4 separate regions of the Mus musculus genome follow, and regions 1, 2 and 4 are each linked to region 3. A link is a loop called in an ENCODE intact Hi-C map of the cell type or tissue named here. Cell type or tissue: heart. All regions are shown on one strand. Links, peaks and the distances in the headings refer to the core of each region. The heading gives the core; the rest is flanking DNA.

Region 1 (7,687 bases), core at 1,644-6,643, 460 kb after region 3:
TGGGGGAGGGGCTCACACATATACAGTTGGTTTCTCCCTCCACCACGTGGGTCCTAGGGATTAAACTCAGGTCACCAGGCTTAGCAGCAAGCGCCTTTATCCCTTTATCTGAGCCATCCTGCCGGCCTAATTTTTAGTTTCTGTTAACTTTTCTTGAAGAAATGATCTCTGCTGCAGCTGGACTCCTCTTGGCTGGGTTCCTTGGGGAGAGGTTGGCTCTCCTCACGTGATGTAAGGATAAAACCCAGCCCTCATACACAGCTAGGCGGCCTTTGCCTCTCGGAACTCATTTCCTTATTACTCAAAACGGAATTTCATCATACCTGCAGTCACAAGGGGGTATGGCAGCTTACACCTGTCACTTTAGCGCCTGGGACAGCCTGGGCTACATACTGAGAGTTTGTCTCAAACAAAACAAAAACAAACAAACCAGGGGCTGGCAAGGCAGCTCAGTGGGTATAAAGGCGCTTGCTGTCAAGCATGAAGACCTGCGTTCAATCCCCAGGACCTATCTGGTGGCCCGTGAGAACCTTTTTCCACAGGCTGTGGTCCTGTTCCCATATGCACGCCCCCCCCCACCCACCCCCCACCCTGCTGCACTAAATACAGTTTGTTTGGTTTTTTTGTTTGTTTGTATGTTTGTTTTCTAGACAGGGTTTCTCTGTGTAACTTTGGCTGTCGTGTAACTCCTTCTGTAGACCAGGCTTGGCCTCAAACTCAAAGAGATGCCCCTGCCTCTGCCTCCAATCACCACTCTGCCTAAGTAATTTTTTTTTTTTTTTTGTTAAAACGAAAATGAAAACCAACAAAAGAAGCCATAGACCTTTGAAAGGTGGAAGTTTCCCACGGAGAAACACATCCGGAAACCCTCGAGGGCTTTTGGAAACTGCAGGGCCACCTCCAGGGCTTCTGATCTGGCGGCTGGAGCTGAGCCTGGAGGATTTGCTCGGTTAACAAGTTCAGGGAGGTGGCGCTGAAGCAACTCCACTCGGAGGAAAAAAAAAAAAAAAACTTGTCAATCATCCTCTGATTGGTTCCGAGTTAGGTCTGTGAGGGCGGTACAGGTACGGGCTCTTTGGAGTGGCGTCTAGGAGAGGAGGTAGCCTGTGACCCTGAGTGGAGCTGACTCTCTGGGTGAAGCTGGCCCCGGGGGTCGGGGGTCGCATCCTCTGGCTCACTTGATGCGCTGGTTTGAATCCATGGTCCCCAGTTGGTGGCTACTTGGGAGGATTAGGTGGTGTGGCCTTCCTGGAGGAAGTGTGGCCCTGGGGGCTGCCTTTGAGGTTTCTAATGGCTATTACCAGTTAGCATTCTTCATCCTGTTTTAGGTTCAAAATGTGAACTCTGGGCTGCTGCTGGCCCTGCCTGCTGCCTGCCACCTCCACTGCACCGTCATCGACTCTGGAACCTCAAGCCCCAAATCGACTGTTTTTTGGTTTTTGTTTTTGAGACAGGGTTTCTCTGTATAGCCCTGGCTGTCCTGGAACTCATTTTGTAGACCAGGCTGGCCTCGAACTCAGAAATCTGCCTGCCTCTGCCTCCCAAGTGCTGGGATTAAAGGTGTGTGCCACTACTGCCTGGCACCTGAGGAAACTCTTACTGAGTTCAAGATCTTCTGACGGAGATGCCAGAGAGTGAGGTGGTAAGTCAAAGCTATGGGGAGGCTGAGGCAGGGGGATTTCGAGGGCCTCACAGTGAAACCTTACAAGGAAGAGGAGGAAGAAAAAGAGGAGGAGGAGGAGGAAATAAGAAAAAAGAAAAGAAAAAGCCAATTAATTTATTATAGGGGACAGCATTGTGAATTCTTTTGGTTTAGAAACAGGGTCTCATGCATCCCAGGCGTCAGGATGACCCTCAGTAAATGCTGATGTTCCTCCCCCCACCTCCTGAATGCCGGGTTTATAGGCCCTGCCCAGTGTATAGCCCTATGGAGGTTGGACCCTGGGCTCTGCACATTCCAGGCAGGCCATGGACTACATACATCCTCAGCCTGACAATGGAGAATTCTGATTCAGATTAAAAACCTCTCACTATTCAGACCTTGAACTGTTTTTCAGTTGTTTCAAGAGCTTCCCCGCTTCCTTTGTTTTACTCCCCCCCCCCTTTTGAGCCAAAGTCTTGTTTATATAGCCCTTGTTTATATAGGCTGCCTTGCTCCAACTTGAGCTTCCAACTTGCAATCCTCCTGCCTCAGCTTTCTGAGTAGCTGAAATTATAGGAATCCACCATTGTACCTGGCTTAATATATAAAAAATAATATTTACATTATATATGCATATAATATAAAATATATAATTTATAGTAATATAGTAGAATATAATATATGCAAATGAGTGAGCTCAGACCCTTGGCAGGCAGGTGGAAGCCCCACAGGTCTCCTGGGATCTAGAGCCTGTCTACCCACAAAGATAGTAGGGTAAAAGGGTAGTGGAAACATTGTGTGGGACCCCCCCAGTGCCATTTCTGAAAGAAATTAGGCCGGATTTGGAATACCACCCTGACCTTGGGTTTTCTCTTACACACAGCTAGGCGCAATACCTGATGATACTAAATTACTGTAGCTTTCTGAGCTGACTTGGGCTGCACTCGCAGGCCCCTTGTCTGCTCCTGGAGGAGCAGACAAGCTCTCTCAGAACTTTTTTTTTTTGAGGGGTGGGGGAGAGGGAGGTAAGGACATTAAGCCCCTCCCCTCGCTGGCTCTACCCCTTTCAGGTCTACAAGAGGAATTAGGATTTAATAAACAGCTGTGGAGAGGCGGGCACAAACATCCGGCCTGGGAAGGGGAGGGCGACTCAGCCCGGGATGGGTCAAGTCCCTGAAGCACGGAGAAGCTTTGTCAGAGTAAGGGACCATACATAGGCTCAACCCTGGTGGCGAGTGGGGGAGGAGGCTTATCCGCCGGTACCTGTGTCCCAGCTCCTGTAGGCACTGGATGGAGCTGGGAGGTTTCCTACAGTGGGCAGTCTGATGCCAGGCTTCCACGCGGTACCGCTCTGGAAGTTTCTGCCTTCTTCTAGGTAAGATTCAGGATTGCAAGTGGTAATTCTGCAATAATTTCCATGTATTAGACACACCGTCCTTCCCGGACAGATAAGGAAACAGGCTCAGGGGAGCCACGGGATCTGCAAAGCCTGATATTGTCTGCCCAGTTCGGGGCTCTTCCAGCCAATGGTGCCTTCAACAGGTCCCTGAGCCCTAGTTCAGTGTGTGTTTATGCGCATGCGTGCGTCCGTGTGTTCCAGGCTCAGGAAAAGGCCAGAGGTTGGTGGAGGGTGTCTTCTATCATGCTCTCCACTAGTTTCTGAGACAGGGTCCCTTACTGACCCTGGAGCTCACTCTTTCTAATAGATTGCTGGCCAGTGAGCCCGGAGATCCTTCCGGTCTCCGCCTGCTCTGTGGTTACAGATACGCAAAGCCACACCCAGGTGTCCTCATGAGTGCCAGGGATCCCAGCTCGGGCCCTCACGCTTGCATAGCAATCCCTTTATCCAGCGAGTGTTGCCAGCCCTCGTTTCACTGTTTGGCCAACTTTGATTGGCATCTCAGTATCATAGATGTCCCCGAGCTCTTGGCTTGTGAGAACCAGATTGTCTCCTAACAGCACCTGCGGAGCAGGGAAAGCAGGTGAGATCCTGGCAAGGCTGCCTGAAGTGTTTTGCTCAGACAAGAGATTCTCTGCCATTTGGACGGAGCGGGGAGTCTCAACCAGGAATAAAGTGGGTGGATCTGAACAAAATTTCCCCTGACTGGAGAATTCTTAGGCAGGAATGGCAGGAAGCTGTGGCGCGTGGAGGTCGAGCGCCCTCTACTGCTAAAGAAGAAGATTGCATCCACGCGGAAGGACACCGAACCTGCTCAGCCCACGCTGTTTTTCCTGCTCCGAGTTTGTCTGCGTCCAGGTCAGAGCTGCATACAGTTGTCCCGCTCTCCCTGCGTTCACGTCTCATTGGATTGAATACACACCTTCGAGAAAAATCTGAGAAAGAAGGTGGTGGAAGGAGATAGCTGGATTTCGCAAGTTGTCCTTTGCCCTCCACACGTTCACCCCACAATATACAATTAATAGGAAATGTTTTTCAGGGCTGGTGAGATGGCTCGGTGGGTAAGCACTGACTGCCTTTCCAAAGGTCCTCATCCCAGCAACCACATGGTGGCTCACAACCATCCGTAATGAGCTTTGACGCCCTCTTCTGGTGCCTTTGAAGACAGCTATAGTGTTCTTACATATAATAAATAAATCTTTGGGGCAGAGCAAGCAGAGGTCCTGAGTTCAATTTCCAGCAACCACATGGTGGCTCACAACCATCTGTACAGCTACAGTGTATTCATATACATAAAATAAATCTTAAAAAAAGAAAGAGAGAAAGAAAGGAATGTTTTTCAAGGGCCAGGCACACCTCAGTTCTCTTTCCTGTTGGATGTGTTCGTTCCTGGATCTGCACCCGGTTGTGAGAGCGGGTGAGAACCCTGCTGCAGAGATGCGCTCAGAACTCGGGCTCAGAAAATTGTGCGTGGATGAGCGCCAGGAACGAGCTTTGGGCACAGATCCAAAGGAGCAGTGAGTTAAAGGCAAGGCAACTCTGGGATGGCTGACCCAGCATCCCTCTTGCTTGGTCACAAAAAATAATTTAAGAAATATGTCGCCAGGCAGTGGTGGCGCAGGCCTCTAATCCCAGCGTTTGGGATTAAACCTGCACAGCTGTTTTTTTTAACATTTACTATGTCTGTGGAGACCCTGGAAAGGTGAAGTTCCCGAACCATGGATCCTAGAAGGATCTTAGAGAGATCTAGCCGGTAACACAGACACACCTGTCTGGATGCCTTGCAAAAAACAACAAAACAAAATAACAACAAGAAAACAAACAAACAAACCAAAAAACCACAGTCGTGCCCTGCCCCCCTTCAGTCTGGTCAAGGAAGCAACTTTTATTCCTTATTTACACGCTATAACTTCCTCCTGAGACCAGCTTTATGGCCCTTTTGATACAGAGTGAACTGGCAAACTGCATGCAAATATGGTCACAGAGCTGGAAATGAAGGTGGTAGATTCTAATCTAATGCCAGGATCAGAGCTGCTGTGTCCAGTCTATGGGCACAATGGTACTTAGCTAGGACATCCTTACAGGTGTTAAGGAAAACAAGACAAGACAAACAAAGCAGGCCGTGTCTCTGCTCCCAGCACTCAGATGCAGAGGCAGGACGTCCTGGTCTACAGAGTGAGTTCCAGGCCAGCCAGATAGCTAGACCCTAACCCTAACCTGTCCTAACACAACAAAATAAAATGCATAAAATAGGGCTGCAGAAGTGGTCACCCAATAGTTTTTATCTAGTTTGTACAAAGCCCTTAGAGACTATATAAATATTCCCGGCACACAGTGAGGGGGGGGGCGGGGTGAGGAGCACAATGTTATCCTTGATACACAGTGTTATCCTTGATACATATCCTGGGCTACATCAGGCTACCTTGTCTCAAAGAGTAGGGGGAGGGAGAATAACTGAAGCTTTTTTTTTCTTTCTTTCAATTGTATTTTCGTACAGTAATTGTTAGGTGTTAAGCCTCTTGGGTTTTTTTGTTTGTTTGTTTGTTTGTTTGGTTTTTGTTTTTTTTTTTTGCTTATAAGGGTTTAAAAACCCCAAGATGTATATACATGTGGCAGTGCACACCTTTAATCCCAGCACTCGGGAGTCAGAAGCAGGAAGATTTCTGAATTGGAGGCCAGCCTGATCTACAGAGTGAGTTCCAGGACAGCCAGGGCTATACAGAGAAACTCTCTCTCAAAACAAAACAAAACAAAACAAAAACCAAAATTAGCACACTGAGCGCCAATATGAATAGTGATTATATATCAAGTGAAAAAAATGAGAACGTTGGTGCTACAGATACAGCATAGTGGTTAAGCCCTCTTCTTTTAAATTAATTAATTTATTTATATGAGTACACTGCAGCTGTACAGATGGTTGTGAGCCACCATGTGGTTGCTGGGGCTTGAACTCAGGACCTTCAGAAGAAGAGTCAGTGCTCTTAACCACTGAGCTATCTCTCCAGCCTGGTTAAGCCTTCCTACCAAAGACCTGAGTTCAATTACCAGCACATAAGTCAGGTGGTTCACACTTGGCTATAACACCAGCTTCAAGGGACCAGACCCTTGAAAACAGCAACAGGGGGCTTACCTTAGGCCCAAGGCCAGTCTCATTATGGTGAGTTCCAGACCAGATAGGAGTATATAGTGAGACCCTGTGTGGTGGTTTGAACAAGACACATCCCTCTTAGGCTTTGGAACACTTGGCCCCCTATTGGTGACATCATTTGGGGGAGGTTTGGGTGGTACAGTCTTGCTGCAGGTCAGACTTTGAGATTAAAAAAAGCCACCACCACTCACTGCCCGAGGTTGAGCCCTTAGGCTCCTGCTCCAGCCACTAGGCAGCTGCCAAAGCATGAAGCCACAAAAGAAAAGCATACAGTCTCCTCCCTGGTAATAGCATGGATCAAGAAACAATGCCAGACCCTGGGAAGAGGGCACCAGGCTCTCAAAGGCAGCTGCCCACCCTAGACCCCAGCTCTGAAGGACTCTGATCCTCACTGAACACCCCAACCCCCGCCCCGTGCCTCTCTTTTTCTCCTCTGCAGAATGGAGCTATAACAGAACTCAGAAGTGTTATGAAAACCCAGTGCATGACAGAAGCTCTAGAGGCTGGAAAATCCAGGAGGGCCAGGAAAGCCCAGCAGCTAGCCACGACGCCTTCTCACTGAGCCGTGGAGGAAGGCAGCAGGGCAGGAGAGGGCCATGCTCCATTTCCCAGCAACTTCACTCCGGATAGTCCGCCCCGGAAATGAAGACATGAAGCTCTCAATGAGGCTGCAGACCAGAGGCACTGCTGCACTGGTGTGTGTGGTTTTCCAAACTATGAAGAAAATATTCAAATCACAGAGTAGATTGGACTTCACTACCACACACAACACACACACAAATACACACTCACACCTTACATGCACACAGCACACACACACCGTATACACATAAGCATACCCCGTATACACCACATACACATAAGCACACTCCACAATGCACACACACAATTTATATATAGTATGTACACACACACACACACACACACACACATAGACGCGCTATACATACCCCACATCTGCACAGAACACACCATAAAAAAAAACCCACACAAAACATGGTTAGTTGTAATGAGATTGATTTAATAAATATTTATTGAGCATCTTACATTTAGGTGTTCTATAGCATATTCCCAGGCTCTGACTACATCAGTGAATGAATCAGAGAAGAGCCTACCCTCCTGTGGCTCACATTCCAGAAAACGAGCAGCCAGTTAGCATTGCCTGGTTAGTTATTCTACTTGTCCCTGTGATTGACACCTGTCAGAGCAGACCCTAGGGAGAGAAGGGTTTATTTTGGTTCATCGTTGGGGGTGGGGGTTACCCATCACAGTGAAGAAGGCAGGGACATGAGGCAGCGGTCACATCGTAGAAAACAGAACCAAAATTAAACAGTGAGAAAGGAATGAGAAAAGATTTTTTTTTGTCTTTATTGACTTTACTGTCTGTTTGGAGACAAGGTCCCACCTCTAGCCCAAGCTAGCCTCAAGTTAACTATGTGGCTGAAATTTGCCTTAAACTCCTGATCCTCCTCCTTCCATCTGATTACAAAGTTTTTAA
Region 2 (7,687 bases), core at 1,112-6,111, 83 kb after region 3:
AGAGGGTGAGCAGTGAAGTGGGTGTTCCAGCCTCGCTTTCCTTTCTCTCTCCCTCCCTCCCCTCTCCCTTCCCATTCTTCCCCTCCCCCTGCTCCCCCTTTCTCTCCCTCCCCTCCCCCTCTCCCCTCTTCCTGCCCCTCTCTCCCTCCCTCCCCTCCCCCTCCTTCTGCCCCTCTCTCCCTCCCTCCCCTTTCCCTGTCTCCCTCCCTCTCTCTCTCCCTCCCCACCCCCCCACCTCCATTGTTGCTCTTTGGTCTTATTTTTATGGGTTTTTTTTTTTTTTAATTTGCTTATCTGTGTGTACGAATGTTTTGCCTGCACGTATATATATCCGTGCACCACCTGCAGAACTGAAAGCAGTTCCAGCTCGTGAGCGGCCCTGCTGGGAATAACCACTGAGCCATCTCTCTAGCCCCCCTCCTATCTCTAAGGTTTTGATTGCTAGGTTTGGTTTGGATTTTGTTTTGTTTTTGTTTTTGTTTGTTTTGAGGCAGGGTCTCCTGTAACTGGAGATGGCCTCAAACTTGTTTGTTTGTTTTCTAGACAGGTTTTTTCTGTGTAGCCCTGGCTGTCCTGGAACTCACTGTAGACCAGGCTGGCCTTGAACTCAGAAATCTGCCTGCCTCTGCCTAAGTGCTGGAATTAAAGGCATGTGCCACCACTGCCCGGCCCTGTCTTTCTTTTCTTAATTTTAACTATATACTGTCTTATCTACAATTAGTGTGCATGTGCGGGTGTGTGAGGATGCACAGGTATATGCAGGTGAACAGGTGGAGGGATTACACAGATGTGTGTGTGCAGGTGCACAGGCGTGTGTGTATATGTGCGCGCGTGTAGGTAGAAGCCTGAGAATAACCTTGGGTATTGTTCTTTAAAGACTGGAGCTTTTTCTTTGGCAGGCCTGAATCTCACGAACCTCACCAACTAGGCTACAGTGGCTGTCGAGCCCTAGGAGTCCTCTGGTCTCATTTCCCAAGTGCTGGGATTTTCACTTTTCCTCCTTCTCTTTCTTTTTTTATTATATTATATTATTTTATTTTAATTTTCTCCACATGGGTTCTAGGAATTGAACCTGGGGTCTGAATGCTTGTAAGGCAAGCACTTTATTAGCTGAGCTACTGCCCAGATCCCTGACCTGCGGTTATTAAAGAAGACAGAGGGGTGAGGTGAGAGGTGAGTCATTGATTAAGGCACTAAACATGAAGCCTAAGCCGGGCGTGGTGGCGCACGCCTTTAATCCCAGCACTCCGGAGGCAGAGGCAGGCGGATTTCTGAGTTCAAGGCCAGCCTGGTCTACAAAGTGAGCTCCAGGACAGCCAGGGCTATACAGAGAAACCCTGTATCAAAAAACCAAAAAAAAAAAAAAAAAAAAAAAGAAAGAAAAAACAAAAAAAAAACCAAAAAACAAAAACAACAAAAACATGAAGCCTAAAAATCTTAGTTCAGTTCCCTAAGACCCACGTGGTGCGAGAGACAACCAACTCCTGAAAGCTGTCCTCTGATCTCCGCTTGCACTGACTACTGAACTCTCTTGCTTGCTCTCTCACTCTCTTGCTCTCTCGATTTCTTACCAGAGATGGTAAATAAAAGTTAGGAAAAAAACTAGGTGGAAGAGGAGGAAGAGGAAGAGGAGGAGGAAGAGGAGGAGGAGGAGGGAGAGACTCAGGAGGCTAGGGCAAAAGGGTGGGAATTTAAGGCCAGCCTGAGCTATATAGTGAGACCCTTACTTAAAAACAAACAGGGCTGGGGCGACTGCTCAGTGGTTAGAGCCCTGGCTGTTCTTCCAAAGGACCAGGGTTCAATCCCCAGCACCCGCATCGCAGCTCACAACTGCCTGCAACTCCACAGCATCCAACGCCCTCACACAGACACACACTTAGGCAGAACACCAGTTCCCGCGAAATAAAAACAAAGAAGTCATTAAAAAGAAAAGAACAACCAACCAACCAATGAAGCAGCAAACAAACCAAAAGCTGAGGAGGTGGCTCAGGGCCTGCAGCTCTGTTAGAGAACCCGAGTGAGTGAGTGTGTGTGTGTGTGTGTGTGTGTGTGTGTGTGTGTGTGTCCCTGCCCCCCACTTCAGACAACTCACCACCACCTGAAGATCAAAGGGAATACCAAGCAGGGCAGTAAATCAACTGTCAGGTGAGTTCTGAGTTATGCAGATTTTCAGGAAAGGTTCCTGCCTTCTGCTCTGTGCCCAGTTCCTGGGGGAGGGATGGGACTTTTCTTCGTATTTCTTATCTACTCCCACTCCTACAGGAAATGAGGATTCTCAGAGCTCTCTGACTGGATCTCCTGTAGCCCAGGCTGGCCTTGGTTTTGCTACGTAATGACCTTGAGCCCCTGATTCTCCTGCCCCCGCCTCCTGAATATTGGGATAACAGGCATTTATTACCACAGCTGTTTTTATCACAGTGCTAGGGACAGACAGAGCGCAGGCCTTGTGCAGTTAGGTAAGCACTTTGCTTTGTCCCAATTCCTTTCTCCTTTTCTTTTCTAACTTATTTATTTGTTTGATTGTTACTTAAAAATTTTTTTTTTTGCGGTGCTGGAGATTGAACCCAGGGCCTCAGGCATGCTAGGCAATTGCCAGACTGCTGAGCTACATCCCCAGCCTTCTTAATCGTAATTTGTCCATGTCTTGTTTTTGATACGGGTTCTTACCACGAAGCCCCAGCTGGCCCTGAGTTTGCAATGTCCTTTCTGCCTCTGTCTTCTATTGCTGCGTTTAAAAGTACATGCCTAGCGTTTATTTCCTGTTTTGAGACAGATCTTACCAAGTTGCCCACACTAGCCTGGCACTCAATCTACAGCCTGGAGCTGGCCTTGAACTTGTGATCTTTTTGTTCCAGAATATAGAGTCGTTGGAATAACAGGCCTGACTAGAATAACTGAAGACTCCCATCCCTCACGCACCCAGGGATTCACTATACATAGTGACAGACCCTGCTGGCTTCAAACTGACAGAGATTCTCCTGTCTCTGCCTCCCCAGTTCTGGGATGAAAGGCATGTGTTTTGGCCTGGAATTCTTCATTCTCCTGCCTTAGTTTCCCTGGTGCTGGGATAATGGGGGTGGGGGTGGGGGGAGCACCACCATGCCTACCTTGAAGATTTCTTGTACCAATGTGAGGAAGATGAGAAGCCTCAGAAGAAGGCCGGAAGAAAGAGCCCCCGGGGTTGAGCCGACCTCTCTCCCTGTATTCCTTTCTCAGGTTTCACCTCCCTCCATCTCCTTCCAGGAACCTGAGAGGAGACCAGCCACGTTGAAGGTCGAAGGCAGGACTTCCCTGGCCCAGGCTTTTGGGCGGCGCCCGCCTAGGAGGAGCCTGCCACCCACTGGGAGCGAGCGGTACTGCAGGTGCTGGACACCCACCCCCTACCCAGTCCTTTGACTGATTTAACTCTGCCCAAAGGGTTCTTGTCCTCATGTGACTTACAGTCTATGGAACTGACAAGAGCGACAGAAATCCCGGTAGCAGCTGAACAGCCTTGGATCTTTTTTTTTTTTGGATGGGAGGATTTTTTAAAACAACACAAATAGTATACATTCATAGCCAAATGTTTAAAAAGAAAAAAAGCCCAGATATAGCTTTCCTCAAACATGTGCATAGCAGCTACACAAACTGTAGGCAGCCTTTCCGTCTAAAAAATGTTTAAATACAATGTGGTAGGGACTCATTTAATGTATTTTCATAGACTTTTTTTTTTTTTTTTTTTTTTTTCGAGACAGGGTTTCTCTGTGTAGCCTTGGCTGTCCTGGAACTCACTCTGTAGACCAGGCTGGCCTTGAACTCAAAAATCCACCAGCCTCTGCCTTCCAAGTGCTGGAATTATAGGTGTGTGCCACCACTGCCCGGTGACCATATTTTTTACATCATTATTAATTTTATGTATATGAGTGTTTTGCCTACATGTACCATGTGCATTTCTGGTGCCCGTGGGGACCAGAAGAGCGTGTTGGATTCCCTGGAACTGGAATTATGTAAAGTTCTGACCCACTATCTGGGTTCTGGGCCCTTTATTATCCTCTGCCAGAGCAGAAAGTGATCTCCACCAGTGAGCAGCACCACAGCACTGCAAAACACATCCTCACATGCCTTAGATTCGATTTTCTTTGTGTGTGTGTTTTTTTTCGAGATAGGATTTCTCTGTATAGCCCTGGCTGTCCTGGAACTTACTCTGTAGACCAGGCTGGCCTCGAACTCAGAAATCCGCCTGCCTCTGCCTCCGGAGTGCTGGGAATAAAGGCATGTGTCACCACTGCCCAGCAGATTCGATTTTGTTTTCTTTCTGAGACAAGATCTCATGTAGATGAGACTAGCCGTGTAGCACGGGATGACCTTGCCTTTCGGACCATCCTAACTCCTGGAGTGCTGGGGTTGCTGCTGTTCACCTTGATGCCCAGGTATAGTAGGGACTTGGGGGCCAAAATCAGTGCTTCCTACATGACCAACAAACACTCAACCTGCTGAGCCACATCCCGGACCTGCCTCGTTTTTTCACTGAATGAAACTGCGGATGATCAATACTAGCTCAGTCAGAAGCCAGCCTGTGGCACAACATCTAATCCTAGCACTGGGGAAGCAAGAGGGATTGCATCTCAGCCTGGTCTACATATCAAGTTCCAGGATAGCCAGAGCTACACAGTGAGGCTCTGTCTCAAAAACGAACCAACCAACCAAACAAACATACAAACAAGACAAAGAAAATTAAAAATAACTGCTGTAGCCAGGCATGGTGGCGCACGCCTTTAATCCCAGCACTCCGGAGGCAGAGGCAGGCGGATTTCTGAGTTCGAGGCCAGCCTGGTCTACAAAGTGAGTTCCAGGACAGCCAGGGCTATACAGAGAAACCCTGCCTCGAAAAACAAAACAAAACAAAACAACAACAACAACAAAAATAATTGCTGTCATTTACGGAGCAAGATACTAAGTGTTTCACATAAACCACATTCAGTCCTGAGAACACTAAGGCCCAGATAAATGATTTATTCAACAAAAGTAGCAGAACCAGGATCTAAATCCAATTCCATCTCAGAACTTTCATCCCTGTGTGCTCCGCTCTGCTCTGTGCCAGCGCCCCCACCCCCCCACCCCCCACCCCCCCCACCCCCCACCCCCCCACCCCCCCACCCCCCCCCCCGGGAACTCAGGAGCGCAGAGAACTTTGACATCACTGGAGGACCAGAAGCCAGAGGGAGGGTAGGAATTAATCCGGAGAGGCTTCCTGTTGGAGGTGGGGAGCTGGGGACTGGCTGGAAAGGGCAGATAGAGGTGAGGTATGGAGTATCAGGAAACCTTCCAGAGCAGCCTGAGGGAAGTCAGGAGTGGACAAGCTTAATGATCTAGACAGGGAAGGAAAAATAGCCAAGCAAGACAGGGTCTCACTTTGTAGCCCTGGTTGTCCCAGAACTCGTTAAGTAGACCAGGCTAGCCTCAAACTCAGAGCCTGCCTCTGTTACAGGTAAAGGCACTCACTACCACACCCTGTTTCCTTCCTTCCTTCCTTCCTTCCTTTCTTTCTTTCTTTCTTTCTTTCTTTCTTTCTTTCTTTCTTTCTTTCTTTTTTCTTTCTTCTTTTGAGAGAAGAAGGGGGTCTTGCTATATGGTGTGGGTTGGCCTCGAACTCACACAAGTTTAAGCTCTTGCCAGACACTCTCCTGTGGTCCCTTGAGTTACCGCTGTAGTGTTTTTTGTTTTTGTTTGCTTGTTTTTGTTTTTCGAGACAGGGTTTCTCTGTGTAGCCTGGCTGTCCTGGAGCTCACTTTGTAGACAGGCTGAACTCAGAAATCTGCCTGCCTCTGCCTCCCAAGTGCTGGGATTAAAGGCATGTGCCACTACGCCTGGCTTTGTAATGTTTCTTTAAGGTACTTTTAAAATCACATATATTTTTATTTGTGGGCACACACATGCACATATGTCCACAGCACACATGTGGAGACGAGAGGACAATTTTCAGGACTAGTTTCTCTCCCTTCCAGGGAGTGAGTCCCAATTATCAAACTCAGTCATCATGATTGGTAGAAAGCACCTTACCCTCCCCCCAGTACCCCCCCAACCATTCCAGTTCTAACCATTAGAAACAGTATCTGTATGTGTACATGTCTGCTTTGGTGTGTGCAAGTGTGCCATTGGGCAGGCAGAAGGGGGTGTCCAACCCCTTGGCTGTGCAGTTGCAGGCGCTTGTGGACACCAGGCTTGTCGGTTAAGAAGTCCGGACTTGACCACAAGTGCTCACTGGCTGAGCTAACATCTCTCCAGCCCCTGATGCAGCGTTTCGTGGCGCTTCAACGTGGAAAGCATTGGGGCCAAACTTCCGGATTCGAATACCGGCTTTAGGCTTTATCGTATGAAGGGTGAAGCTTCGGCAAATGACTTAACCACGCAGGACCTCAGTTGCCCCATCTGCAGAATGGGGATCAGCATAACACCGGTTGTCGAAGTGTTGCAACTGTGAGATCAGTGCAGGGGGCGAGCCTGTTACATGGTAAACCCTCGCCTCACAAGTGGGCTTTCCCAGGTGCCTTAAGGATGATTACAGAGAGAAGCGGCAGACCTGAGAGTTGAACTTGATGTCAGTGATGCATGCAGTCCTGTCTCCTCCTCGCTGCAGAACACAACACGTTAGCTTGCACCTCCTTCTGGACTGGCCACTGCTGGGTCCCCATTTGAAGGGTCATATTGAGACCGTGAGGAATCCTGGGGTCCATGTGACCAGCCAAAGATGAAGGCGCTGGTCACAACCTGCTTGTTTCCCTGGGGACCTGCTGGAAAGACGCCTCGGTACCTTCCAGGTGCAGTCTCCTGGTAGACAACTGTATTTTGGTCCAGGAATTAAAAGGTGCTCTTAGCTTGGAGAGACTGTAGCTAAAGTAGCAGGCAGGATGCCCCCATAAGGTTTCCTCCTAAGCGAGGGCTGTTCTTAGCCAGGGTCACCCGAACATCCTCTTCCACCAACGTGAGTTTCTCCACTACAGAGCTCTTCACCTACCAGATATTTGTTCCGGAAAACAGGACAGCAGAAGCCATGGCCCCAGCCTGGATGTAAACATCACGGGCCGCTAGAGAGGATGACCTCAGACCCGAGCCTGCCTGGAGCTGGCCTTGGGAGGCTGGGTACTCGGAGAGGCCAGGCAGTCCCCGGGGAGGCAGCGAGAGGCAGCCGGTGTAGAACTGCCACCTCAGACCCTTGAGAAGACATTTGATGACCTGGTTCATTCTCGAGGATGACCTGAAATATTTCCGCAGAAGTCAGAACCATTTTTTTTTAATTAGGTATTTTCTTCATTTACATTTCAAATGCTATCCCAAAAGTCCCCCAGACCCTCCCCCCACCCACTCCCCTACCCACCCACTCCCACCTCCTGGCCCTGGCGTTCCCCTGTATTGAGGCATATGAAGTTTGCAAGACCAAGGGGCCTCTCTTCCCAATGATGGCCGACAAGGCCATCTTCTGCTACATATGCAGCTAGAGACACGAGCTCCAGGGGTACTGGTTAGTTCATATTGTTGTTCCACCTATAGGGTTGCAGACCCCTTTAGCTCCTTGGGTACTTTCTCTAGCTCCTCCATTGGGGGGCCTCTGTGTTCCATCCAATAGCTGACTGTGAGTCAGAACCATTTTTAAATGGTTATTTTGATTAGCTTATGTTAACAGTACCTATTAGTAGGGTTCAGTGTGCTA
Region 3 (7,687 bases), core at 1,783-6,782:
AGAGGAGGAGTAGGTGGCTACATGGTGAACTTGAGGCCTGCCTAGGCTCTACCTCAACGACAGATGAATAATACTTGGGACGTGGCTCTGGCGGAGCACGTGTGAGGTCCAGTCCACTCCCAGCACTACAGAGACAACCAACCAAGGGTCTGGAAATGATTTGATACTTAACAGGAAACAATGCTAAATACTAACACGACAGCCCAGGGTTTTGTATTTCTGTTTAAAATATAGGTCTAGTGTTATCTTTATTTTGTAGCTTTAAGGTTCAGCGGGTAAGCTCTCAGGCTCTATACAGCACTCGGTACCCCGTGAAGACTCAGTACAGCACCTTTAAGTACCTTTGTGAGGACGTGAATCCCAATGGCCCTTGGAGAAGCCCCCACCCCCACCCCAAGTCCAGGGCTGTCTTTGGAGGGACTGGCAATTTTTAAGTCGGGCAGGGATGGAGAAAGTCAGAAAACAGGCAGAGAATGGATGGCCTGGGCAAAACTGTACCATGCAGGGCTACACCAGGATCCCCACACTCTCGGTGGAGGGGGTGGGAGAAAGAGACTCCTCGGACACGCCCTTCCTTCCAAGCATCCGGCCATGCACTCTAGATGCCCGCCACCCTGAGGAGGAGTCACACTGTCTGGAACTGGGGACATGCTGGACATGTGGAGAGACACCCAGGGGGACTTACCGGGGAACTGGTAGGTGTAACCAGGGGCAAGGCCTGTGTAACTCCGGCTGGCGTAGGTCGTGGCTTGGAACCCTGGGTAACCTGATGGGACAAAGCGACGGGGTGAGAAACCTTGCCCTCAGCGGGGGGCAAGGCCAGCTTGGATCTGAGGGTGCTCATAGTCTTCCTACAGCTAGCTTGTCACAGATAAGCCTTAGGTTTCCAGTAGACTTCTATGCACCAAGCCCCAAGCTGGGCACAGCGTTTATCATCTTACAAGACCTCTCAAGTGCTGTATCAGGGAGGCCTGGTGAGGGGCTCACACGGAAACTGAGGCACAGAGAGCTGAAACTGGATAAGAACAACACAACCCTGTTACCCAACTCTTCCCACCCGGGCTCCCATCTTCTTCTGCTCCCGATCTCTCACACAGCTTTCTCTTCCTGCCTCTACGCCCCGACTTGCTGTTTCTCAAGAGTTTGCAGAGATCAGACCAGGGCCCTTGCACACAATGCCATCTCTGCCCGTGGCACCCACACGAGACCACTGAGGCCTTGTTACGCTGGTGTCAGGCAGGTCTCTCCTCTCTCTGCACGGAGGCTACAGTTCCTCCTGCGTCGTCCCGCGATTCCTCTGAGGGTGGGCATTCTATCACCCAGAAGAAGAAAGCCTTCTGTCAGTGCTCACGGAGCACTGGAATTCCGGTTCAGATCCGATTAGCTCCCTGGTTCTCCCTCACCAGCCCTTGCAGGCTCAGCATGTGTGGTGCATGGGTGTGTATGCATGCAAGGGCTCAGCAACTCACGAGTGTCCTTTCCTGTTGCTCTCTGCCTTATTTTATTTTGAGGCTGGGTCTCTCCCAGGGCCTAGAGCTTCCCCACCGTCTACACTGTGTGACCAGGAAGGCCCCAGCACTAGGTTCCAGATGCATGCTTTCACGACAGCGCTGTGGATAAGAACTCCCCGTGACTGCGCAGCTGATGCTCTACCCACTGGGCCATCCCCGCAGCTCCCGACTGACTGCACCATTTATTACTTTTTTCTATAGCTGTTCGAAATCACTTAAGCCAAAAACAACTGACCGCAGACAAAGGTGTTTCTCAAAGTGCTGGATGGGAAGACAACAAAAGAGAGGCAGTGAACCGCCTCATTCCAGCCCCAGACGGTCCGGGGAGGACCAAGACTTGCTTTGAGAGAGCTCCACCTCCAACACACCCTAAGCTGGTCACCTCAGCGAGGTAGAGAGTTCAAGGTCATCCTTGGTTACGAACCAGTTCTAGACTATCCTGGGCTACATGGGTCCGTCTCAAAAAAATTAAAATAAAATAGAGCCAGGCATGATACCACATACCTTTAATCCCAGCCCTTGAGAGACAGAGGCAGGTGGACCTCTGTAAATCTGAGGCCAGCCTGGCCCAGGACAGCCAGGGCTAAAAAGTGAGACGCTGTCACAAACAAACAAACAAACAAACAAGCTGGCAATAGCAAAAAAATTTTTCGGTCAACTAATAATAGTAGGAAATAGTACATTAGATGTAAATATTTCATCAATATAAAACTATAATGCGCTAACACCCCCCCCCCCCGTATGTGCCCACAATTATAAAGATTAAAAAAATACATTATGGCAGTTGAAGGGAGAGGCAGAGGCAGGCAGATCTCTGTAAGCTTAAAGCCAGCCTGGTCTACAGAGCAAGTTCCAGGTTACCCAGTTACCAACAGATCCTGTCTTTAAAAAAAAAAAACCAGTTTTAAGGAAAAGACCTTTCCTCAAAAGACTCAGGAAAAACTCACACATACTGGGCTGGAGAGATGGCTCAGCACTTCTTCATCTCTCCAGCCTTGTCCTGGAACAGGCTAGCCACTAACTCCCCCTGGCCGTATGTTCATCTTCTCAATGTTTGTCTTCACCCTTGATTATTTGTATGTATGTGTTTGTGTATATGTCTGGTCTATGCATATTGCCTGCACGGGGAAAGTGAGGAGCTGCGGGATTCCCTGGAACTGGCCGTGTGGGTGTGGGCAGGCATGAGTCCAGGGAGTGAAACCCGGGTTCTCTACAAAGGCAGTTATGACTTTTAACTGCTGAGCTGGCTTTCCAGCCTGTTTACTCTGTGTCTCTGTGTGTGTGTGCATATGCATGTGAGTATGTGTGTATATGTATGTATGTGTATATGTATGTGTGAGTCTGTGTGCCTGTATTATGATGTGTGTGTGTCTGTGTGTCTCTATGTGTGTATGTATATGTATGTGTATCTCTGTATGTATGTATATATATATATGTGTGTGTGTGTATGTGTGTATGTGCTCGAGTGCCCTCTCATGTGTGCTCCCTAAGGACTGAGCATACATATAACACCTCATGATCTAGGTACTTTTGTGAAATTCACCTTTTTTAAAAAAAAAATTAATGTGGCCGGGCATAGTGGTGTACTTGGGAGGCAGAGGCAGGTGGATTTCTGAGTTCTAGACCAGCCTGGTCTACAGAGTGAGTTCCAGGACAGCCAGGGCTGCACAGAGAAACCTTGTCTCAAAAAACAAAAAACAAACAAACAAACAAAAACCCAACCAAACAAAAATTAATGTATGAGTATCTGCACATACACCTGCTCGCCAGAAGAGGGCGACAGATCCCATTACAGATGGTTGTGAGTCACCCCATGTGGTTGCTGAGAATTGAACTCAGAACTTCTCTGGAAGAAGACACTAGGCAGTGGTCGTACACACCTTTAATCCCAGCACTTGGGAGGCAGAGGCAGGCGGATCTCTGAGTTCGAAGGCAGCCTGGTCTACAGAGTGAGTTCCAGTCCAGGATAGTCAGGGCTACACAGAGAAACCCTGTCTCAAAAACAAACAAACAAAACAACCCAGCACTTGGGAGGCAGAGGCAGGTGGATTTCTGAGTTCGAGGCCAGCCTGGTCCACAAAGTGAGTGAATTCCAGGACAGCCAAGGCTACACAGAGAAACCCTGTCTCAAAAAACCAAGAAAAAGAAAAAGAAAAAAAGAAAAAGAAAACAAAACAAACCAAAAAAAAAACCTCTGGAAGAGCAGTCAGTGCTCTTAACCACTGAGTCATCTCTCCTGCCCCCTTCTTTTAATTAAAAAATATTTTTATGCAATGTGCACAATGCCATGCAGAATAGGAGCCAGATCCTCTAGAACTAAGGTTGCAGGTTGTTCTGAGGTGCCATGTGGGTGCTGGGGAATTGAACCTGGGTCCTTCAAAAGACCAGCTAGTGTTCTTAACCACTGAGCCATCGTCCCAGTCCCTTGGGTGCTTTTCAAAGCACAGCTGACTCTTAGCTGATTTCAAGGCTCATGGCTAGTCCCATCACCTACTCCAGGGAGCCTCCCGTGGTTGTTTAGGTGGCTCCTTGGACCTCCATGGCCCCGAATCCCTCTATAGAAGACACTCCTGTCTTTCAGGTGAACCACAGCCCAGTGACAGCAGATCCTACCCCTCACACAAAACACAACAAAGACAACAATAACAACACGAGAATTAGCTGCGTGAGACAACCAAGCCTTCCTCAAGCCCCTGGACCTCTGTCAATGCTACTCTCCCTGTCTGGTACGCTTCTCCCTTCTTCCCCACGACTGCCCGCAGACCCAACCTACAGGCTCAGTGTAACTCTTGTGTGCTTCCTGGTTCTCCAGAGTCTTGGTCCAATTATCTCTGCCCACACTCTCTTGGTAGCCTATACTTCATCCTGAACTCAGGAAAATTATGGCTGGAAATTCCTAGCATGCATCAGGCGCTCAACACGGGATGGATACAGATACCCCAAGTAGTCAGGAGACCAGATACTATGGGGCGGCTGCAGTATATCAGAACCACCACAAGAGGGCAGTGTTCCACACCAATCTGTCCACTTCGGGCAGGTCTGCCAGATTGGAAGCACAGTTTTTGCCTTTACTCTTGACTCAGACAGAAGGGCAGACCACGAGGAGAAGTCACACCCACCCAGCCTGCCCCCCTCCACCCCCCCAGAAGCCTCAGGGGCAAGACTAGGCAAGAAAAAAGCCACAGGTGTAGGCCTGGCACGTACCCAGCATCCCAATACCCAGCATGAAGGCATCCATTCCGTAGGGCATGACCCGAGACCTGCCCCGGGCTGAGCCTGTCGGGGACATCACCTCCTTTGGCTGGGCTTTCTTGCATTCCACCTGCAACGAAAGCTGACGGTCAGAGGCTGCTACAGCAGGCCTCCTCATTCTTACTTCAACTACCGTTTAAAGAGCGCTCACTATGTCTGAAGGGCTTTACAGATGCTAGCTCAGTCACCAGAACGATCGCACCGGACCAACCGTGAATGCATTACGATTCCTACATGACTTATTTTTAGTTTTAACTCACTTTAATTTTCTTATGGTAGGGTCTTATTAGTGTAGCTTTAGCTAGCTTGCAACTTGCTATACAGACCAGGCTGGCCTTGAACTTGTGGCAATCCTCCTGCCCAGAGAGCTGAGATTATAGGCATGTTCCATGACATGGAGCTGAGATTCCCATCTTTCCATCCTCGCCTTTTCCCTTTTCCTTCCTTCTTTCCTCTTCCTCTTCTTCTTCTTTTTTTTTTTTTTTTTTTTTTTTTTTTGAGACAGGGTTTCTCTGTGTAGCCCTGGCTCTCCTGGAACTCACTCTGCAGACCAGGCTGGGCTGAAAGGCATACCCCGCCATTGCCACCAAGGTAGGGAATCCCATATAAAAGTGGACACTTGGGCTCTGAGAGGGACCGTCCCAAGGCATTCATTTCCTATTCTGAACTGTTCGGAATGACAGACTGCTGATTTCTGAGAGAGCCCCACCTCTACCTATTTACAGAACCCCAGAGCTTCCCTGACTGCCTCCTCCTGGAGTCCCGGTCTCCCCGACCCCCAACCTCCTCCCCGACCCCCGACCTCCGACCCCCGACCGATCCCAGCTCACCATTTTGTTGTTGATTTCATGGAAGTGGATCTCACAAACTTTCTCTACGATGTCCTCGCTCTCAAACGTGACAAATCCAAACCCTAGAGGTTGGACAAGGGCGGGGCCAGGTCAGAAGCACGAGCACACGCGCGCACACACCGCAGCTCATCTCTTGCGGCAAGTGTCTGAGAGTTAATAAAAGGCTCTGCCCATAGCCTAAGAGAGCAACCCAACTACTGTCTGAGTCAAGGTTTCAGGTCCCAAATTACAGAAGAGCAGGCAGAGGCTCAGAGAGGTAGACTAACGTGCCCAAGGTTGCACAGCAAGTTGGAGAGTGGTCACAGTGGGGCTGGGGCTGGGGCTGGAGGGGACAGTTCAGTAGCTAAGAGCACTTGCTACTCTTCCTGAGGACCCGGGTTCTCGTCTCCTATGATCCCATGGGGCAGCTCACAACAGCCTGTAACTCCAGTTGTCCTCTCTGGGGGCACCCACACACATACGGCACACGTTCACACAGACACTCATACATAAATACAAAGTTTTTGGTTTCTCAAGACAGGGTTTCTCTGGGTACTCTTCGCTGTCCTGAAACTCAGTTCTGTAAACCAGGCTGGCCTGGAATTCAGAGATCTGCCTGCCATCTGCCTTCTTACCTCTGCTGGGATTAAAGCCCTGTTCTGCCACTGCCTGGCCAATCTTTTTTTGTTGTTTTTAAAGTGGCAGAGCCGTCATGAAATGCCATCCTTGGGAATCACAGCACTAAGGGTCCTAGGTGCTTCACTGTGACCCCCCAAATCTGTGTCTATGCTGTGCTCAAGTTGCTCATACAGACCCACACATTTGCAATAGAATCCAGGCCTACCTGTGAACTTCTAATCCCCAACACCAGTGCTCCATACAGCCTATTATTACACTCCACAGTTCAGGGAATGGATGAGAGAAAAACATCTGCACCTGCTTGATACAGATGTAACTTAGGTCTCTCTCTTATTTTAGCTGAAGATAGAACTAGGGTCTAGCATCTCTTACATTCTCAGCCCTTTAGATACCATATTTTGGGGGGGGGGAGTCATTTCAAACCAAGGGTTTGCTTGATCCCAGAAGAGCAAAATCCACACAAACAGGATGAGCTCATACCTAACAGACCCTTTATTCCCCTCAGCTGCACACGCAACCCCATTTCACAGACACTGGGGGACACTCTGCAGGTATGCTTGCCCTGGCAAACCAGGCACATTTAGCACTCCACCCAACACACACTACACCTCTCACACACTCATAGCCACTCATAGCCCACACGGTTCTAAGAAGCTAAGAGCCCCGAAGCCATTGAGAAACTGTCCCAACTGCCTGTCTCTTCAGGGAGTCCCCCAAGGGCTAGGAGAAAACAACCAGGTAGGACACACAGGTTCAGGGCCAAGGAAGGGGTCTGCAGAACATGGGCTCAGCTCGGAAGCGGTGGTGAACCAGACTGCCTGAGGCTGTAGAGTCAGCCTGACCTCAGGGCAGCCTGGCCCCAGCTCTGGTTTCCAGGGATAAGGTAAGCCCAGGCCAGGCCGGAGCAGACACTGGCCAAGGGAGGGGTGCAGGGCACCATTGGGGGGGGGCGGGGGGTGTCCTCGGCTCCTCTGCAATTGGCAAAGTTTCTGATGCAGGAAAGGAGAAGACAAAAGCCTTCTGTAAGGCCAGGCCCCGGAGAGGATGCAGTTCCTCAGGGATAGGATGTCAGGAGGCAACATGAAAGGGCAGCTGTGACCTGCAGCCCCCTGGCTGACCAGGGTCCTGGGCCCAGCCTGGAAAGGAAGGGGGAGGGGCCGCACTCACCTCTGTGCCTGTTGGTGGTTTTGTCGAACATCAGCATGGCATCATCCACCTGAAACGCAGACTTCTGTGTTAGCCCCACAGACACCAGCCTCTCCCCACCCACAAAAACCAAACCAAACCAAACCAAACCAAACCAAACCAAACCAAACCAAACCTACACCCCTCTTGTCTACTCTCCGGAAGCACACCAGAGACAACCATCAGATTCTCAGCAGCTCAGTCTGTATTTATTAAACTCCGAATGTATGCCTGACACTCTGCCTCTATCATCCCAACATTCCCTGCGCA
Region 4 (7,687 bases), core at 1,026-6,025, 140 kb after region 3:
TCTTTGGGCATGCACACACATGTGGTGCACAAATAGACACACATACTTGTAAAAAGAATCAATGACAATAGAGATAGCAAAGAGATGAAAACGGCATGAAGGTGCTTTAGGGAATCTGCGGGACTCTGCCTGCTGCCTGGTGGGCTCACGGGGGCTTTACTGTGGCACCAGCCGCAGTTCCAGAGGATCTAGGAATGACCTATGTTTGATCTGTCTGTCTGACACAATGCTCTAATTAACCCAGAAGACATTTGAGCCCCAACTCTCTCCTTTCCCCCATACTGTCCACAGTAAATGGAGCCCCTCTTAATGCCCAATCAAAATGTACCAGAACCAACATGGTGGCATCAGCCTGTACTCTTTAACACCTGGAAGGTAGAATCGGGGAGTTCAGTCCATCCTAGCTTCCTAAAGGAAGTGAGACCAGCAGTCTGCCTACTAAAGGACATCACTGCCTCAGCGCTTTTCTTTTTTTAAATTTTTAATCTTTATTTTTTTTTTTTTGAGACAGGGTTTCTCTGTGTGGCCCTGGCTGTCCTGGAACTCACACTGTAGACCAGGCTGGCCTCGGAACTCAGAAATCCACCTGTCTCTGCCTCCCAAGTGCTGGGATTAAAGGCATGCGTCACCACTGCCCGGCAGGGAGGGCCTTCTTTAAGGAAAAAGAAAAGTGGGCTGTGATGGTACATCATCTTCAACCTCAGCACTTGGGATGCACAGGCAGGAGGATGTCTGTAAGTCCAGGGCCAGCCTGCTCTACATACGCAGCTCCACAGTTAGACCTTTGTCTCAAAACATACATCCAAACGGCAGCATATTTCTTACCTTCCCCTCTTCCGTTTTCTAACATTATTATTATTTATTTTCAGTGTGGGCTATGTCTCACGTGTGGAAGCCAGAGGACAACTCTGTGAGGTTGGTTTTCTCCTTCTGCCTGTATGGACTTCCTGTAGATCACATTCAGGTTCTCCAGCGTGCACCGCAAGTGCTTTTACTCTGGAACCATCTTACTGGCCCCTTTAAATCTCCTGATCTTCTAAGATGGGCTGGGATGTCATAAGACCTAGACATTTTACATTTTCAGTCATATTTCCCGAGTACATTCTTTTTCTTGGCATAGGGAGAAACCTAGGGCCCCACCCCTGAGCTACATCCCTAGCCCTAGACAGTGAAGTGGATGCTGAAGTTGGAATAGGGAACAGGAGAGGCAGGGCCCACGGACACTCACCAGGAAGGACAACACAGGAGCTAATCCCTCTGGGGAAAGCACAAGGCAAACTTCATGGAGGGGATCTAAGTATTCTAGGACATAACAGCATGGTGGTGAGAGGCAAAAAGGAATTCAGGGGAAGGAGCCACTACAGCTGATACCTGATTAGACAGGGTTGGGGAAATGGCTCTGCTGGTAGAACGTTTGCCTAGACTCACAAGGCCCTGGCTCAGTTCTTGAACCCCTTAAAAACTAGGTTTGGTGGCCTGTGCCTTAAATTCCAGTCCTTGAAATGTGGGAGCAAGGAGATCAGGGATTCAAGGTAACCCCCAGCTGCACAGCTTCGCCGAGAATGTAAAAACAGAGGGTCCCCTTGGGGCTGGAAAGAGAGCTCAGCAGTTACAGATGTTCTTCTGAGGATCCAGGTTCAATTCCCATCACCCATATGGCAGTTTACAACTCTCTGAAATCCCAGAGCCAGACCACCCAATGCCCTTTCCTGTCCTCCCTGAGTACCAGGCATAGATGTGGCACAGGGACATACAACCAAACACCCACAAACTTTTTTTTTTTTTTTTTTTTTTTTTTTGGTTTTTCAAGACAGGGCTTCTCTGTGTAGCCCTGGCTGTCCTGGAACTCACTTTGTAGACCAGGCTGGCCTCGAACTCAGAAATCCGTCTGCCTCTGCCTCCCAAGTGCTGGGATTAAAGGCGTGTGCCACCACGCCCAGCTTTTTTTTTTTTTTTTTTTTTTTTTAAAGAGAGCAAGAAAAAGAAGATCCTCTCAGACACAGCTGTTGTGAGTGGTACGGTGCTGAGCAGAGGTCAAGCACCCACTCACTGCTGCTGACTCGTTTTATTTCATTTATTTTTTTGGGGGGGAGGGCAGTTTACACAGGATCTCATGTAGCCCAGGCTAGCCTTGGCGCCATCTATCCAAAGCTGGACTTGAATTTCTGATCCTTCTGTTCCTGTCTTCCAGTGTTCTGACTCCCTCCTGGAGCCTCCTGGGGATCAAATATGCAGCCTCTGGCCTCACTCATACCAAGCAAATGCTCTACTGACTGAGGGGTAGCCCAGTATTTTGTTATTTTTATTTATTTATTTATTATGTGGGTACGATTAGTCATAAATGCCAGAGGAGACACATCTTAGGATCACTTTCTTAAGATACGTCTTCCTTTGTATAAATAAATCCTCAGCCAAGAAACTTTGCCCAAATGGACATTCTATCCGAGGAAGCAGCCTCACCTGTACACACTGGGCATCCACCCACATTCCAGATCTTGAGGTCCCCACTGCCTGGCAGACAGGCTCTACCTCCTGGATACGCGATCCCTTTCCCGAATTTCTCCTTCAATCATTAGGCTATCAGTATGTATACGGTCTCCTAGGGCAGTACCAGCTACACAGGGGCTACAGTACGAAATAAGCATGTAGTGTCATGTTATAAAATTCGGAATTTAACCCGGTGTGATGGCGCATGGGGGAGGCGCCAAGAAGAAATGCGAACTTTAGATCATCCTGGGGCTACTTAGGGAGACGATGCTAAGGTAGGGTGGGGAGGACACGGGCAGAAAAAACGAAAAAGAAAGAAAACAGGGTTCAGTGGCAGAACGTAGAACTTGCCTCTCAAGCCCAGGGCCTCCTCAGACACACGCACTTACTTACAAACTTCAGGAATGTGACAGCAGAGCTTCGAACCAAGCCCTACGAGACCCTGAGTGCAACTGCATCGATGGCTCACCCTTGCTAAGCTCGAGGCCACCTGTCAAAGGCCATAAATCGTGCGGACCCCGGGTGGGTGGGGGGAGATGGTGGAAATGGGCGGCACCTGGGGCGGCAGCTCCCAGCCTTCTAGAACCTGCGATTCCAGAACACACCCTGCGCTAACCTCAGTGGGGCCCCCGAGAGGAAAATGCCCGCCCTCACCTCCTTCCAGACTGCTGGGTGGTCCGGGAGCCAGCCACTCGACCCGGGGCTCCGCCTTCAGGGTGTGTGGGCCTCCGCACGCGTGCCGCGCATCGCCCGGGCAACCGACGCTGTGCGCGGTGCATTGTGGTCTGCAACAAAACGCGGGGGAAAGATCCTGAGGGAACCATTGAATCCGCTAGCCAATCGGGAGAGGCTGGCGGTAGCGGATGGCCAATAGCGACGCGGGCCGGGGGCGGGGCCGCGGGCGCAGGGCGGGGCCTAGGGATTAGGCGGCGGCGGCTGGCGTGGGGCAGCTTAGATGCGCCACGGCTTCGGTAGCGACCGGCTGTCTTCTGCTGCTTGAGCGGCGCCCGCACCTTCCCTAGGAGCTCGCAGCAGCCGGCTGGCCTCTGCTCCACGGTGAGACCGGGCTCGGGTCCTCCCCGTCCCCCCTACCTCGGGCCTGCGGTGCGGACCTCGGGAGCTGCCCCTCGGAAGCGGGTGGGGGCGTCGTCCTCAAGGGGGGCGCCGGTCGGGAGGGCAGCGAGCGCGGCCCGCACCCGACCCCTCTCCCTCTTCCCTGCGCTTCGTCACCACACAGGTAACCATGTGCGACCGGAAGGCGGTGATCAAAAATGCAGACATGTCGGAAGAGATGCAACAGGACTCGGTGGAGTGCGCTACCCAGGCGTTGGAGAAGTACAACATCGAGAAGGATATTGCGGCCCATATCAAGAAGGTGAGGACCCGGCGCCGCGTAGTTCCTACTCCCCGATTCTGCGTCCTCTGGGCGCCTGGCAGTTTCCCTGTAGCACTCAGGGCGGCTCGGGATGGATAGTTCTAGAAAGGACGCAAGGGTTTCGCGTTCCTCTGGGGAAGACCAGACCCTCAACGCCAGAAGTTTTTTTTTTTTTTTTAAACCCCCAGCTCCTTGGGGGAAAGCGCCACCTAGCAACGGTTTCCAAGATCAGGGAGTTGCGAGCAGTTCCCCCTGCTGTAGAATTCCTGCGCCGAGGATCCATCTGGGTGTTCCGGGAGGGGGGGGGGTTGCGCCTGCCTGCGTGGGTGTTTCCAGCCGGGCTAGGAGGAGATCTTGCCAGCCTTCTAGTCGGGAGTTAGTCGACAGTTCAGGGAAAGTGGGTGGCAGTGGTGGTTTGGGGGGCTTGGGTGGAGGCTTGGTAAATGGCAGTTTTGTAGAAAGCTGGCGCAAGACTGCCAACTTCTCAAGCTATGTTTGCTGGAAGGAAACTGGAAGCCGAAGCCGTGGGAGGGTTCCAGTGGAGAACGGGAGGATGAAAGACTCACATGGAACAAAAATGAATACTTTTTTTTTTTTTTTGGTTTCTCTGTGTAGCCCTGGCTGTCCTGGAACTCACTTTGTAGACCAGGCTGGCCTCGAACTCAGAAATCCGCCTGCCTCTGCCTCCCAAGTGCTGGGACTAAAGGCGTGCGAGACCACGCCCGGCTTGAATATCTTTTTTTGACAAATGCAGCAGTATGTGCGTCTGGATTGTAAGAGAGACATTCTGCTTAATAAATGAGGTTTTCATACCGATTGCCCGATAAGATAGTAGGAGCCCTAAAGAATTTTACATCATCTCTGGCCCTGGTTCTATCCAACTAGTGAAGAAATGAACACATTGCTAGTTTTAATGTCCATGGGATGGGAGAATCAGGTAGCAGATGCTCTCTAACTTGCTAATTTTTAAGACTGGGTAGATGTGGAGGAGAGCGATTTTAAAAGATAAAGTCCTGGCATTTAACTGTCAGGTTCTGTTGCATTTTTCAGCCTGGCTTGATTTATGTGGTAATTGAGACTTTGTCCTTTGGTCTTTGGGGGGGGGGGTGGTGGTTGTCTTCCTGATTTGGGGTGCATGGCAAATACAGTGGTGGAGCCTGATGAACTGCAAATGCTGATGTCATCTACCTCCATCGAATTGCTGGAGTCAGAGGTGAGGTGCAGATGATGGGTCTTTTAACCCCCCAGCACTAGGAAGGCAGAGGCAGGCAGATCTCTTTGATTTTTGAGACCAAACCAGTTCTAGTGCGGTCAGGACTACAGAGAGACCCTGTCTTTAGAAAACAAAACAAAACAAAAAAATCAAAGTAGTCCAGAAGTGCCCTCATTGAAACAGAACTGTCCTTGAAAATGACCTTCTACCTTTGATCTTCTTAGCTCCCATTCTCAGTTTACCTCAGACTGCAAGCACGTTGCATTAGGTAGATGATTTAAAGCCAGGGAACATTCTCTTAAGAATTTGCTGGGGCTGTGGTGAGCGCTTGCCTGCATGCCCATGCCCTGGATTCAGTCCCAGTGTGGAGACAATTACAGATGCCAGGATTGCCCTTTCTGGTCCTACAGGCTCTGGAAAGTGAATCCTCCAGGTGTACCACTAAATTTCTGTTTCTTCTTCCTAGGAGTTTGACAAGAAGTACAACCCTACCTGGCACTGCATTGTGGGCCGAAACTTCGGTAGTTATGTGACACATGAAACCAAACACTTCATCTACTTCTACCTGGGTCAGGTGGCCATTCTTCTGTTCAAATCTGGTTAAAAGCATGGACTGTGCCAAACACCCAGTGATCCATCCAAAAACAAGGACTGCATCCAAATTCCAAATACCAGAGACTGAATCTTCAGCCTTGCTAAGGGAACACCTCGTTTGAATCTGTTGTGTTGTGTACAGGGCTTCATTCTCTGTACAAGTCTGTGGTTATAAAATTAGTAAAACAGCTTACATTTGTATTTATTTTCTAGTCCATACTTCTGTACCCCCATTTTTTTCTCCCTTAGGTCATTCCTTTAAAAATAAATCTGTTGGAGATGTATGTCTCTGCTAGTTTGTTCAAGATAGGGTTGATGAGGCTTAGCAGTTGGTAAGTGACTTGGTCTGTTGTCTGAGGTGTTCCTGTTCTGTAGGATTAGTTTAGTTCTCTTGATGGAATGTCTGGCAGGCCACACCTGTCTTTCCAGATGATTTGGATTATTAGCCACAGGTCTGAGGCCCTGTTCCTGTCAGCCTAGCACTTGGGAAGCTAAGGAAGGAGTAGAGCAGGTTCTAGGCGGCCCTGGATTAGCGGACCGACCACAAGAGTTCATTTGCTAGGCTGCTGCTTTCACTGGCTGTGCTCAGAAATCATCAGTACATGTGAGTCACAGCTTCACTTGGGGACCTAATGAAAGCTATGGGCCCGGAGTCACCAAGTTGCCCCGTTGTCAGTTGGAGCTACTGTAACCCAAGGAGAGGCCTGCATAGGAGACTCCTGCAGGTAGAGGCCCAGGCAGCCAGCCCACACTTCACTATGCTTCTTACGGAGAGCCTCAGGACAGCTTTGTAAGCTGAACTTGGTCAGACATTGTGTTCTGTCAGGACCAGGAGTGTGAGACTTTGCTGTTGGTGTGTGCGCAGTCAGTGATTCTCTACTGTGTAGATTCTAAGACTCAGCAGCAAGTCTATTCCATAAGCCATCTTGCAAGCCTGTTTCTTTGTGAAAGTGTCTTAGGAAATCCAGTCCTGGCCTCAAACTATGTCATGGTTAGGGATAACCTTAGTGTTCCTTTTTGTTTTTGTTTTGAGGCAGGGTTTCTCTGTGTAGCCCTGGCTGTCCTGGAACTCACTCTGTAGACCAGGCTAGCCTCGAACTCAGAAATCCACCTGCCTCTGCCTCCCGAGTGCTGGGATTAAAGGTATGCGCCACCACTGCCTGGCAACCTTAAATGTTCCTTTGTCCCTGCCAAGTACTGGGATTGCAGATGGGCACCCCTCCTGATTGTTTTACCGTTTTGTGACAGTAGACATGCCTCTCCTACTATCTGCAGAAACAATGGGGTACTTGGAGTCATGTGACCACAGATAGGGCAGTTAAGTTTGTCTATTTTGAACAGGTAAAACTGTTTGCATGAATGGAGTCCCTCTTCCTCCTTGTGACCTGACTAGTTTTGGCCATCAGACTGTAATTGCTAAGTCTCCAGTAGCAGTCCCCAGTGCCACGCGAGACCGCGTGGCTGGACACTGAGAGTCTAACTTGATCAGGCTTTGTTTGCTGTCAGGAGCTGGTGACTTGTATTTTCGGGTTCAGATGTGAGAACATGTTGCTATAGAAATAAAATTGGTTTGATGGTGTATGGAGTTTCTCCCAATGCTGGCTCAAAAACAAAATACAACACTGTCTAAGGTTTAGCATTTTCTCATGCTCTTTACTGCTGTTCTGAGGTGAGGGCTTGTGAGATCTATAAATGACCCCTAGTGTGTTGGGCCAAAAAGTGACATCTGAGGACCTTTCAGATAACCCTACTTTATTATATATTTTTTTAAACAAATGTTTGTATAAAGCCTAGTGTCAGGTTCAAGATACACAGAAAATCCCTTAACATCACAATGGAGGGCAATGAGATCAGGCTCTGGCTGGTCTTGGAACTGGAGGAACTGGGCTATATGCATAGTCTTATTTTTTTTTTCTTTTAAGCTTCTCTAGAGAAGTATGAGCTCAACATGCAGTCCCGCCTGGCCTGGAACTCGCTCTGCGGGCTTGGCTCAGCAGTGGCAGTGCTGAGATGGCACT

Evidence for each region. A loop is a pair of places that touch in the nucleus more often than their neighbours do. Peaks named below come from ENCODE experiments on the same cell type or tissue, not always from the same donor. Only the 100,000 strongest peaks of a DNase experiment are listed, where the experiment ranks them.
Region 1: a loop joins it to region 3, with 2.3 times the contacts of the local background. A loop is called at or near these places in 4 of 42 quality-filtered maps.
Region 2: it touches region 3 in a loop (6-fold over the local background); 36 of 42 quality-filtered maps call a loop at or near these places.
Region 4: a loop joins it to region 3, with 3 times the contacts of the local background. A loop is called at or near these places in 6 of 42 quality-filtered maps.

Annotation. Positions count from the first base shown.
Region 1 is chr5:114,975,518-114,983,204 of GRCm38, reverse strand. Hnf1aos1 (a long non-coding RNA gene) reads right to left here. Exons shown (of 6, transcript XR_878697.3): 2 at 3,852-3,976; 3 at 2,906-3,045; 4 at 824-987. Among named protein-coding and RNA genes, the nearest start is that of Hnf1a, 8.3 kb to the right of the region's middle. In heart, for the core only: CTCF peaks have their summits at 3,628 and 3,829 (motif pointing left); DNase peaks (open chromatin) are centred at 3,424, 3,444 and 3,744; H3K4me3 peaks cover 1,763 bases; H3K27ac peaks cover 1,663 bases.
Region 2 is chr5:115,354,689-115,362,375 of GRCm38, reverse strand. 4930401G09Rik (RIKEN cDNA 4930401G09 gene) reads left to right here and starts at 2,253. Exons shown (of 2, transcript NR_163911.1): 1 at 2,253-2,456; 2 at 3,244-3,676. It also overlaps a transcript of Msi1 not described here. In heart, for the core only: a CTCF peak has its summit at 3,343; a DNase peak (open chromatin) is centred at 3,335; H3K27ac peaks cover 764 bases.
Region 3 is chr5:115,438,474-115,446,160 of GRCm38, reverse strand. It overlaps Msi1 (musashi RNA-binding protein 1), which reads right to left. Exons shown (of 15, transcript NM_008629.2): 7 at 7,400-7,448; 8 at 5,594-5,676; 9 at 4,716-4,833; 10 at 686-766. Among named protein-coding and RNA genes, the nearest start is that of Msi1, 13 kb to the right of the region's middle. In heart, for the core only: CTCF peaks have their summits at 3,273 (motif pointing right) and 4,487 (motif pointing right); a DNase peak (open chromatin) is centred at 4,500; H3K27ac peaks cover 421 bases.
Region 4 is chr5:115,296,688-115,304,374 of GRCm38, reverse strand. Dynll1 (dynein light chain LC8-type 1) reads left to right here and starts at 3,385. Exons shown (of 3, transcript NM_019682.4): 1 at 3,385-3,543; 2 at 3,725-3,862; 3 at 5,542-7,265. The coding sequence starts at 3,731. The coding sequence ends at 5,679. Gm13830 (predicted gene 13830) reads right to left here and starts at 3,255. Exons shown (of 2, transcript NR_131932.1): 1 at 3,142-3,255. It overlaps Coq5 (coenzyme Q5 methyltransferase), which reads right to left. Exons shown (of 7, transcript NM_026504.2): 7 at 7,403-7,687. In heart, for the core only: a CTCF peak has its summit at 4,067 (motif pointing left); DNase peaks (open chromatin) are centred at 2,584, 3,294 and 4,064; H3K4me3 peaks cover 3,162 bases; H3K27ac peaks cover 2,111 bases.